Linked DNA regions of Homo sapiens: region 1 is linked to region 2. A link is a contact called in ENCODE Hi-C or POLR2A ChIA-PET data. All regions are on one chromosome and are shown on one strand. The core of a region is the stretch at or near the end of the contact, and the rest is flanking DNA. Distances in the headings are between cores, read along the strand shown.

What was found. Hi-C counts contacts between places; a loop is a spot of excess contacts on that map. ChIA-PET counts read pairs that join two places held with the same protein, here RNA polymerase II (POLR2A). Pooled maps may share reads with other maps.
Region 1: a loop to region 2 is called in a map of naive thymus-derived CD4-positive, alpha-beta T cell, with 12 times the contacts of the local background. The contact joins the promoter of PPFIA4 here to the promoter of KLHL12 in region 2. A Hi-C loop is called at or near these places in 2 of 168 maps with a recorded cell type or tissue (both naive thymus-derived CD4-positive, alpha-beta T cell), 1 of 37 single-sample maps with no recorded cell type and 13 of 50 pooled maps. POLR2A ChIA-PET finds 5 or more read pairs at or near these places in 9 of 52 experiments (B cell, BJ, H1 and 6 more).

What each region holds. Positions count from the first base shown.
Region 1 is chr1:203,021,713-203,027,916 of GRCh38, forward strand. PPFIA4 (PPFI scaffold protein A4) reads left to right here and starts at 4,779. Exons shown (of 30, transcript NM_001304331.2): 1 at 4,779-4,917. It overlaps TMEM183A (transmembrane protein 183A), which reads left to right. Exons shown (of 8, transcript NM_138391.6): 8 at 1,143-3,136. The coding sequence ends at 1,328. RefSeq lists a silencer at 4,569-4,878 and an enhancer at 4,705-5,226.
Region 2 is chr1:202,924,052-202,929,510 of GRCh38, forward strand. It overlaps KLHL12 (kelch like family member 12), which reads right to left and starts at 3,183. Exons shown (of 12, transcript NM_021633.4): 1 at 3,038-3,183; 2 at 917-1,156. The coding sequence starts at 1,111. RefSeq lists enhancers at 3,326-3,375, 4,452-4,953, 4,954-5,453.

The DNA of each region.
Region 1 (6,204 bases), core at 3,529-6,028, 99 kb after region 2:
TGGCCAGTAATTAGTAAACAACGTATGTGCCTCTGGCATATTTTTCCAGGTTTTAAAAATTTTTCATTGGCTTGGCAACTGGAGAGTTCATGTAATTTGTCTTCTCTGTATCTTAGGCTTACATTCAGAAATACATGAGGTTCCCCTTCCACAATGAAAGTAGCTTTTTTAAAATGGTAAATGACTTCAAATAATACATAAATATACTGACAAAGTAAAGGTGACTTAGACTTCCACTATCCTGTAACTGCAATTAATCTTTTGGGAACTGTTCTCTTAATGTGTCTGTTAATATGTATGTACTCTCTCTCTCTCAAATAATTTTGTATAATTGAGATTGTGTCATATATACAGTTTTGTTTTGTTTTTTTTGAGATGGAGTCTCGCTCTGTAGTCCATGCTGGAGTGCCGTGGTGCGCAGTCTCGGCTCCCTGCAACCTCTGTCTCCTGGTTTCAAGTGATTCTCCTGCCTCCGCTTCCCAAGTAGCTATCTGGGATTACAGGTGCCTGCCACCACACCCAGCTAATTTTTGTATTTTTGGTAGAAATGGGGTTTGCTCAGGCTGGTCTCAAACTCCTAACCTCAGACAATCTGCCTGCCTTAGCCTCCCAAAGTGCTCATTAGGGAGGCTTTCTTTAGCATAGTTTAAACGTGAAGCTGAGAAGGCCTTATAAAATTCTCCTTAATTTTTTATATCTTTAAAGGTTGGCTGGGCGTGGTGGCTCATGCCTGTAATCCCAGCACTTTGGGAGGCCGAGGTGGGCAGATCACTTGAGGTCAGGAGTTTGAGACCAGCCTGGCCAACATGGCAAAACCCTGTCTCTACTAAAAATACAAAAATTAGCCGGTCATGGTGGTGCACGCCTATATTCCTAGCTACTTGGGAGGCTGAGGCACAAGAATCGTTTGATCCCAGGAGGCGGAGGTTGCAGTGAGCCGAGATCACATCACTGCACTACAGCCTGGGCAACAGAACGAGGTCCTTTCTCAAAAAAAAAAAAAAAAGGTGTTTGTTTTATAATTTAGAGATTAATCTTGTGGCCTAGCCAGTATAAATTAGTCTGGACTATTTCATTTCAGAGTGAGCTCTTGGAAACCAAGGTTGTGTAAGTTGGATACTGAATTTGCTTTTCCATTTCAGTTTACTATCAATGTGAGCACGGACATGCGGCATCATCGAGTGAGACTGGTGTTCCAAGATTCCCCTGTCCATGGTGGTCGGAAACTGCGCAGTGAACAGGGTGTGCAAGTCATCCTGGACCCAGTGCACAGCGTTCGGCTCTTTGACTGGTGGCATCCTCAGTACCCATTCTCCCTGAGAGCGTAGTTACTGCTTCCCATCCCTTGGGGGCAGCCTCGAGTGTAGTCCATTAGTAATCAGATTCCAGTTTGGACAGGGTGGCTGGATTGTATATCTCGTTAGTAATGTACATGCTCTTCAGGTTCTAGGGCTCCTGTTAGGGGAGGGAGAAATGTTGAATCAAGAGGGAAAACAACTACTATGATTTATAAACATATTTTAATGTAAAAATTTGCATTTAAAAGGAGTGGCCCTGTTTTCTGTGTTAAAACCCCATTTGGTGCTATTGAGTTTGTTCTTTATTCTTTTATCCCAGTGAAAATTGTTGATCTTGCTGTAGGGAAAAATTAAACTCTTTGAATCTCCAAACAAGGAAGTTTCAGCATTCCCTTATGGATCAGAGGAACCTTAGAGGCCTGAAATTGTTGCTTCCAGTTTAGCTGCCCCTCAAATTCAAGTGAATATTTTCCCTTCTCCCTTTACCCTTCTCCAGAAATAAAGCAGGTGACAGGGTTTTCAGAATCTTACCATATTGACTTGTGTATCTTTTTTAAAAAATAATTTGTGATATTTATTGCATACATTTTCTTTTGGCAGTTTTGGATTTTAGGTATTTTTTTGCATGAGGCTGATAATGGTGATGATGACTTTATACCCTTGGTACTATACTAGGAACTTTACATAGTATCTCTACTTCTCACAGTCTTGCAAAGTAGGTGATATTATTCCCATTTTATAGTTGAGAAAACGGAATTAGTGACTGTACCTATAACACCAGTAAATGCAGAGCCAAGATTCTGACCCAGGTCTTTTTGTTGTACCATAAGTTTAAAAGATGAGTCTCATTTTTCTTGTGGTAGATGGTGGTAAAAAGGAGTAGGCAGAGTGTACATAGATAAAAAAAAGTAAAAGGGTAAGTAAAAAATTGATTGTGGTATATGTTATTCTAATCAGCCAAAAAAGTTTAGAAGATTGATGAAATGATCTTTTAAATATGTATTTCTGAATAAAATGTAAAACCAAGAAAGTTATTTCAGGAAGGATAGTGACCCTTTCCTTGAACTGTTAGAAGGGCATTTATTAGGCTAAAACGTCATTAACAAAATGCATTGCATGTTGAAACCAGCCTCTTGAACCATAAGCACTTAGCGACTTTGCTCTGCCCTGTACTGTGCTGCTTCTGCTGTCATCCTGTGTGCCTACAGAAGCCTGGTCTTCCGTCCATGCAGAAATGCTTATGTCCTCCTGTTGTTTAGATGACTCCTATTGTTCAGGTGTACTCTGAGAAGAGAATCACGTTTTTCTGTTTTGCTAAGGAGAAAACCTTGCTGCTTGTCTCTCCTCCCACCCTCCACCATCCAAAATTAACCAGTGAGCTGGATATTACCTGGATATTGCCAGGAGGTGGGCATTAAGACAGTATTCTTTAAAAGTGAAAATCTTGTGAGGCAAACTGCTAAATTCACATTTTTGTTTTTTTTTTTTTACCATCTTCCCTAGGAATATTCCTAGAAAGCATCTGCTTAATTTTGCTGCTAACAGCTAACCTTATCCCACGTTGAGGGTGGTATTAAAACTGTTCACACAGAGTGAGCCTGGGTCAGTCAAAAACAGAATTTGGGCATTTGAGTGATAACAGACAACCTAAGGACAATGAGCACTTTGCAGATCTCTACAATTAAAAGTTGCCTCTTTGAGGCAGGAGGGGAGAAGCACAGTCCCTGCCAGGTTGCCTGAACTAAAGATGCCATGGAGCAGGAGTGTCTTGGTGCATTGTTCCCCGCTTAGGAGTACCTTTAAAAAGGGGGTGAAATAAATTTGGCTTAATAATTGTATTCTGACTCAGCTCTGAGTTTTTTGTGTCAAATTCCATGGTATGGTGACAGATACAGTACTAGATACTGCCTCAGCTCTCTCTCAGCATAATATTGACAAACATTTGGTAAAATGTGTTACCAGTCGTTATCTTGGCTTCAGCCTTCCTCTGCATTGGCTGAGTTGCCGTTTCTAGCATGATACATGCTTTATTAGTGACAGGATGTGAAGTGTCTCAGGGATTTCCTTTTGGTGAGGACCCCAGACCACCCGAAGAAGAATTAGAACTTTCTGGACTACAGGTTATATACTGTGATTTTGCTCTGTCAAGCAACATAAATTGATCCTTGAACGCTGTGAGAGTTATGGACACAGACCCTCACACAGTTGAAAATCTGCTATGACTTTTGACTGCCCGAAAACTTAATAGCCTACTGTTGACTGGAAGCCTTATTGATAACATAAACAGTTGATTAATGTGCATTTTGTATATGTAGTATATACCTTATTATAATAAGCTCGAGAAAAGAAAATGTTATTAAGAAAATCAAAGAAGAGAAAATACATTTACTGTTCATTAAGTGGGTCATCATGTTGAGCAGGCTGACGAGTAAGAAGAGGAGGGGTAGTCTTGCTGTCTCAGGGGTGGCGGGGAAGGAAGAAAATCTGCATGCAACTGGCCCTGTGCAGTTGAAGGCCCTGTTGTTCAAGGGTCACAGATTTAGCTTCACTTACCCACCCCTCAGATCAGAATTACTCAAGATTTCCCTGTCTTCAAAGAGACGCAAGGAAATTATGCCAAATGGTGAATATATTGGGTGGAAGATAAATGAGAGAAGGTTGTATGTGTCACTGATCTCAACTATAGCATTTGCTGCTGATATAGAACATGCTGTGTATATATCTATAAATACACACACATGAACACATTGCATGTATATAAAAATTGTTCACACTTTTAGTGGTGCTTACTGGGTATTGGTAAAGGATTGAGTAGGCACTGTGATGAAACTTCACAAAGCAGATGGAAAAGATGCATTAATAGCCACAGGGGGCAGGGTAAGGGAGCAATTCAGGAAAATGGAGAGGCTTAGCTAAAATTTGTCAGTCAGGAATTTTGGCATTTGAGACTTGTTTTCATACTATGTATATGTAATAGACAAACCCTTCATTTTGTAGTAACAGTGTTAGAACAGCCAGGTGCCTGAAGGCAAGCGACACAATTCACTGAAGAGCATACTACAGATGTAGTATCCGGATATCAAGTTTCCCCACTTAAAAAATGGGTGCGATCAAAGGAAAAGCAAGGAACGGGCAGGAGAGCAAGCGTGAAAGGTGACAAACTTGACAATTACAAGGCCGAGACTAAGGCCAATTTAGGGAACGGGCTGTTAGACTAGGAACAAGGGCGAGTTCAGAGGGAGGGGCAGAATGTGGGCAGCACTCCTGGGCCCTGAGACCCTTCTGCGGAATAAAACTCTGGCACTTCGCCACCTCCTAGGCTGAACCAAGATGGCGCGCGGCCTCAAAGCGGCGCTCTCGTCACGTGCCCGGACCCGAGGCGCTTGGGGGCGGGAGGCGTGGCCTCGGTCGCGGCAGCCCAGCCCCGCCTAGGGGGCGGAGCCGGGGGGGGTTGTCCGCGGAGGAAGGGGGCGGGGCCCCGCGGCCGCGCGCTTGGGCGGCGGAGGCTGCAGCTACCTCGGCGCCGGCTCGGCTCTAGGACGTGTCGGGCTGCACGGGTCGGGGGCGGCTCCCTGCTGCTTCCGAGCCTAGCCGCCTGGCCTTCGGCATTTGCAGGCAGGTGAGCGCCCAGAGCCTGGACTGGGGTAGGATGCGTCTTTTCCCCATCTCCAGCTCCCCTCGACAGTTTGGGGAGGGGTCTCGTCTATCGCACCTCGGGAAACAGCCCTTTTTGACTCCGTATGTGCTACCTCCGGCAGGCGTCGGTACTGCTTACCCTGCCGCCCCTCGCCCTCCTTTGCGGTGCCCTGTGCCCTTGGGGGTGAGGATAGGGGCGATGCCTGATCTGCGGGGAGGGCGTGGAGTGCGCCCTCTGCTCCATCGGCTTCAGGGGAGGGGGCCGAGTTGGCGAGTCTCCCGGTGGGAACGGAGCAGACTGCGCCCCCATTTCCCCTCCAGGAGAGTCAGAAAAAGCGCCTCTCGGCTCCGGGGCCAACCCCACTCCTTTGGGGACGCGATTCTGATGGGCTGAGGTCTTCGCTCTTCGCGGGGGTCTTAATCTTTCCCGAGTTGCTCATAGCACCCCTGTTCCTGTCGCTAGCTCTCCATTCCTCGAACTGCCAGCCTCAGTCTGTGCCAGAGATGCCCCCATCTCCGCAGTGCCAGGGCGGTGGGGTGGAAGGAGCGGCCAACCCGAGGCCTGGTGGGGGTGGGGACAGGGGTGGGCGCAACAGGAAAAGAGGGCTGGAATAGAGATGCCTGAACTGGGAGGGTGGGAGTGGGGCGCTGACTTACGTCCACGCAGTAGGGATGTTTTCCAGCGCAGATTTTGAGGTTTTGATGGTGGGTGGGAAGAGAGAGGTCGGGCTGGAGGACTTGGAGACATGGTGTAGGTGGTTTTCTTCGAGAAGGAGGAGGGATCCAGGACAAGGTGCCACTAGGAGCTGATGTCACCTTTGAGGAGAGGTGTGCTGGTAGTTTCCATCAGAGGAGCAGGAGAGTTGGGGCCGTTCTGTGTGGAGAGCAAGTGGTTAAGGAGGCGCTGCTTCGCAGGGAGATCCCCTCCTGGTGTGAGCTTAAGGGTCCCCTCCAGGAGCCAGGTTTCAGGGATTTCCCATAGTCCTTTCCAGAGTTCTTGGATCTGGTACCTAGTACTTTGCTCAACATCCAGCAAACATTTGTTGGACACCTACTATCTGCCAGATACTATGCTCGGTGCTAGGTCTTCTGAAGGCAATTTACAGCCACGGAGTAGCTGAAAGGTACACATAGGAGGCACACATAGCAGGTATTCTGTTAACACCCTTCTCACCGCCCATCCCCATTCTGTTACATTGCTGTTGGATTAGAAAAAGAAAGAACTGTGTCCACGTGCTTTCAAACAGCTGTCTGAATTAGACTCCAACCT
Region 2 (5,459 bases), core at 1,933-4,432:
ATCTTGAAAAACAAAGATTTGCAATGTTATTTTCTGTTCAGCTTTCTAAGAATATTCAACACAATATATTCAGCAGCCTTACTATACATTTCAAGTATTTTGTCAGGCAATTACTAAGTAGTGTTTCTTAATACTTTGTGAGCACTACCTGTATTCTCTCAAGCCAACCTTTTCCTAATTCCCTTTGTTAAGTGCTTATGAGTTAACATCCTTTCTCAGGTTATACACTCAACGCCTGTACAGCTATTCATTAAAAACTCTTCTTCCTTTCATTTGAAGTTATCCTAAAATTTACACTGATTTTCTTCACATATTGTTAGGAGGAGTGGGATGTGGTTTGAATCCTACTCCTCTCTCCTTCCTTCCTCCTTATCCCTCTGGTATTCACTTAAAAATTTTTAAACTTTAGAAGGAAAAAAGGCTGGATGCCGTGGCTCACACCTGTAATGCCAGGTGTGGCCACTCTGGGAGGCCAAGGCAGGAGGATTGCTTGAGCCCAGGAGTTCAAGACCAGCGTGGGCAACATAGTGAGACCCTGTCTCTACAAATAAATAAATAAAATTAAAAACAAAAAAAGGAGAAAAATTGGAAGACAAATTTAAGAAATAGTAAAATCCAATAGCTGACATGTGTGTTTTACTACATATTACACTATTCTAAGCACTTCCTATGTTATTTCATAAAATAATCTTCACAACAACCTTAATAACCATGTGTTACATATTACTATTATCCCTAACTTAAAGATGAGGAAACTAAGGCATAGTCATCTAAGTGGTAGATCTTATCCAGAATCTGCCAAAACATCACACTGTAAAAATTCAAAATTATATCAAACTTCCACTATTTTATTCAGTGAAATTAGACAACTAGAGTTCCACGGGTTTCATTTGTGTGGGGCTAATTTACCACTTACCTCACTAGTGAACATGGCACAGAAGTAATCACTACAGGCAGCCAGCACAATCCGATGGGCAGGGAAGTCTTTCTGCTCTACTCTCAATGTCACATCACAGAGGGTATTGCTCTTCCTGAGGGAGTTCATTGAATTGAGGATGGATTTAGCATGAGTATTTGTCATTATGTCTTTGGGGGCCATAATGCCTCCCATAAAGCAGTGCGGAGAAAGAACAAAATGGGTCCTTGGATTCTGCAACTACAAGAGGGAAAAAAAAACAATGAGCATATTCAAAGAACTAGGGCAACTGAACATATTTAATTAGCTTTACAAATTAAGAACCTAAGAGGCTTCCTCAGACCCAAACATACACAAGTTGAGGGCACTCCTATGCCTGGCATCACCACCAACCACTAGCCACTATCTAGTCCATGTAAAAGCTCTCTCTTCTTCCTCTGAATTCCTCTATCACGGAGTGTCCCTACCACTTGACATTTAATATGATCAATGCTGAAATGTAAGTAGAGATAAACAATATATGTCTTGTAAATCTTGACAAGGTTCTTGTCTCAAATGATAAACCGAAAATATAAAATTTCTTAAAGGTGTTATATTATTACTATTTAATGTCCTTAAGTAGATAAGTATTTAGAGCATACATAAAAAGAGGATCCTGCTTTATATGTATGCTTTCTATCCTAGAAGTTGCACAATAAATGTTTAGAATTTAATGTAAGAAAAAGTGTGTATTCAACTTCAACTTAGAGCAAGAAAGGCCACTCAGTAAAAATAAACTTTTTTCTAAAGAAGTATCCAAATGATATGTCTGATGACTTCCAAACATATCTGGATTTCTTCTTAAAATGAAACTTCAGGCCGGGCCCAACAGCTCACTCCTGTAATCCCAGCACTTTAGGAGGCTGAGGTGGGTGATCAGTTGAGGTCAGGAGTTTGAGAGCAGCCTGGCCAACATGGTGAAACCTAGTCTCTACTAAAAATACAAAAAATAGCCAGGCGTGGTGATGCGCGCCTATAATCCTAGCTACCAAGAAGGCTGAGGCCCGAGAATCACTTGAACCCAGGAGGTGGAGGTTGCAGTGAGCCGAGATCACACCACTGCACTCCAGCCTGGGCAACAGAGCGAGACTCTGTCTCAAAAAAAAAAAAAAAAAAAGAAACTTCAATTGAGGACCCATTACCTACACTGAATAATGGAAACCACGCAAGTTATCGATGGACTTACACTTGCTTAAGATATTGAAGCTCTTCAACAAGAGGGTATTCCTACTCTACATCTGTGAATGTCCATTACTGTTAAAGAATCGATATTGGAATCCAAAACTTTCTGAAATGATCCGGGGGGAAGGAAATCAAACTGTGGTCTCCAAAAGTCCACAAGTCACAATTAATCTTTCAACAGGAAAAATGAGATCCTAAATTCTCATCTACTTCTGTTTGTAGTTGGCATTTTACTCTATAAGCACTATAGATAATTCCTCCAACAACTCTGCAAGACCCATTTTACAGAAAAGCGGGTGATTCATCAAAGCATATGTTTTTCAAAAAGACTTAAGTCAACTTAGTTGCAACTCTAGGGGTGTAAAAAGGTCTAGAACAAATGTCCATTTACTATGAAGACAGCCCGGGGGGTCTTTTATCGTTTCCGTGTCAAAATGACAGTACCCCGGTGCAGAGTGGTCTTCCTTCTAGGGGATTCCTGCCTCAACACTCCAAGTCTCAGCATATCCTTCATCCTCACCCTTCTGAAGTGACCTATTTTCTAGAACTTTCGTTAACATCTGAATGGAGGGATTCCACTTCGGGAGATTCGGGGCAGGGAATGGGTAGTAAACTCGGGAAAGACTAAATTCTAGAGAAGGAAACGAAGTCCTTCCTCCTAATACCACCAGGCATATGGCCGCCACCGCCAGGTGGAGGTATCGGAGAGGGGCAGTTCAGGGGGAGAGTTGAGAGGGTGACCGAGGCCAGATGCCCCACCCCACTGCCAGCCTTCCTCCTCTGTTGGGCATGTCTCCCATTCCGCCTTGCAGGGAGACCAAGGATGGGGGGTAGGGCCATAACCCGGAGTTGACGGACAGGAAGGGAAGGGCTGACTGCCATCACTTCCGCGCAACTCACCTCCGCTCCCGAACCCACACAGCCGCACCGGGCCCGTCCCCAGCCTGTGGGGATGGAGTGCGGCGCGGGGCTAGCAGGCGGCTCGGGAGGAGCCGAAGCGCCGCCCAGACCCGGAGGCTCTGGAGGCTCTGGAGCCGTCCGGGTCTGGCCCCTGCGGCCGCGCGACGTGATGACGCAATGCAGCTGGAGCACCGCCCTCCCCCCGCTCCAGAGTCTGCGTCACGTGAGGAGGTGGTGTCACGTGACCTGTCTGTACCCTAGCGCGGGGCTTCTGTACGCTGCTAGGAAGCCGAATTACAAAAAGGTCGGGTGGGCAGGGAATGGTGGCTCACGCCTATAATCCCGGCACTTTGGCAGGCCGAGGCGAGCGAATTACCTGAGCTCCGGAGTTCCAGACCCGCCTGGGGATCACGGCAAAACCCCGTTTCTACAAAAAAAAAAAAAAAAAAAAAATTAGCCCGCACCGCGCCTGTAGTCCCAGCTACTCGAGAGGCTGACAGGAGGATCACTTGAGCCAGGCAGCAGAGGTTGCAGTGAGCCAGGATCGCCACTGCACTCCAGCCTGGGCCACAGAATGAGACCCTGTAAAAAAAAAAAAAAAAAAAAAATGTCCAGGCGTGGTGGCTCACGCCTGTAATCCCGGCACTTTGGGAGGCCGAGGCGGGTGTATTACTTGAGGTCAGGAGTTCGAGACCAGCCTGGCCAACATGGTGAAACCCTATCTCTACTGAAAATACAAAAAAATTAGCCGGGCGTTGTGGCACGCGCCTGTAATCCCAACTACTCAGGAGGCTAATGCAGGAGAATCGCTAGAACCTGGGAGGCGGAGGTTGCTGAGCCGAGATCGCGCCATTGCACTCCGGGCTGGGCGACCGACTGAGACTCTGTCTCTTAAAAAAAAAAAAAAAAGGCCAGGCGAGGTGGCTCACGCCTGTAATCCCAGCACTTTGGGAGGCCGAGACGGGTGGATCACGAGGTCAGGAGATCGATTCTGGCTAACACGGTGAAACCCCGTCTCCACTAAAAATACAAAAAAATTGGCTGGGCGTAGTGGCGGGCGCCAGTAGTCCCAGCTACTCGGGAAGCTGAGGCAGGAGAATGGCGTGAACCCGGGAGGCGGAGGTTGCAGTGAGCTGAGATCGCGCCACTGTACTCCAGCCTGGGCGACAGAGCAAGACTCCGTCTCAAAAAAAAAAAAAAGAAAAAAGAAAAAAAAGAAAAAACAAAAAAAAGGCTGGATGTTGTGGGGTCCGGCAGGGAGCCTGGGAATGTATCTACAGCTCGGCGATTGGCTGAGCCTGAGTTCCTCCCTACCGCTCACTAGGCAGGGCAGGCAGAGAGAATTCCAACGCTTAATATGCCAAGCATCTGATTGCAGCAAGTATGTTTTACCTTCCAGGTACTGAGGAACTTTTTGACATCGAGAAAACCCACAGAGGCCTCAAATTTATTCACGTCCATTGTCCACAATGGCCTTTTCGGGCCGAACAACGCTGCGGCGAGAATCCTCTGAGCCTTAGGATCCACAGACCTCAGTATATACTCTGCATCATAATGGGCCCTGTCATCACCACTGAATTGATTCTAAGGAAATTCTAATTGATTCAGGAAATTCTAATTTATTTTGGTGCACTTAGTGACTGAAAAGGCAAAAAGCTTAATTAGTTCAGCTTATCTGAATGTCTAGACAAATTGTGTTTGGTAATACTATTATGCTCTGTGAGCCCTTTGATTCTTTTTTTTTTTTTTTTTTTTTTTTGAGACGGACTCTTGCTCTGTCGCCGAGGCTCGAGTGCACTGGCGCGATCTCAGCTCACTGCAACCTCCGCCTCCCGGGTTCAAGCAATTCTCCTGCCTCAGCCTCTCCGAGTAGCTGGGAGTACAGGTGCACACCACCACGCCCGACTAATTTTTGTGTTTTTAATAGAGACGGTGTTTCGCCATCTTGGCCGGGCTGGTCTCGAATTCCTGACCTCGTGATCCGCCCGCCTTGGCCTCCTAAAGTGCTGGGATTACAGGCGTCAGCCACAGCGCCTAGCCCTTTGATTCTTAAGGGTACTAAAACCATAGCCAAGTGGGTAGCATTCTAAATTTACAACGTGTCCCCATCTTCCATGTCATACCTTCCTGATCTAAAACTGTCCCTGACTCACACATTGTAGAGAAGAATGCAAGATTGGTATATTATTGGGGGCATTTTGGAAATATTCGTCGATTTTAATAAAATTTTCCTTCACATATACTCGTGCACATGTAAAACGATGTATGTACAAGATTGTTAACTGCAGCATTGTTTGTAGATTAGATCAACAACAACATTAAATGTCCATTAATAGGGGACTGATTCAATAAGGTATAGTACATCCATAAAATCCAATACCATGAAGCTGTGAACAATTTATATACTCTATTATTGGTGTAA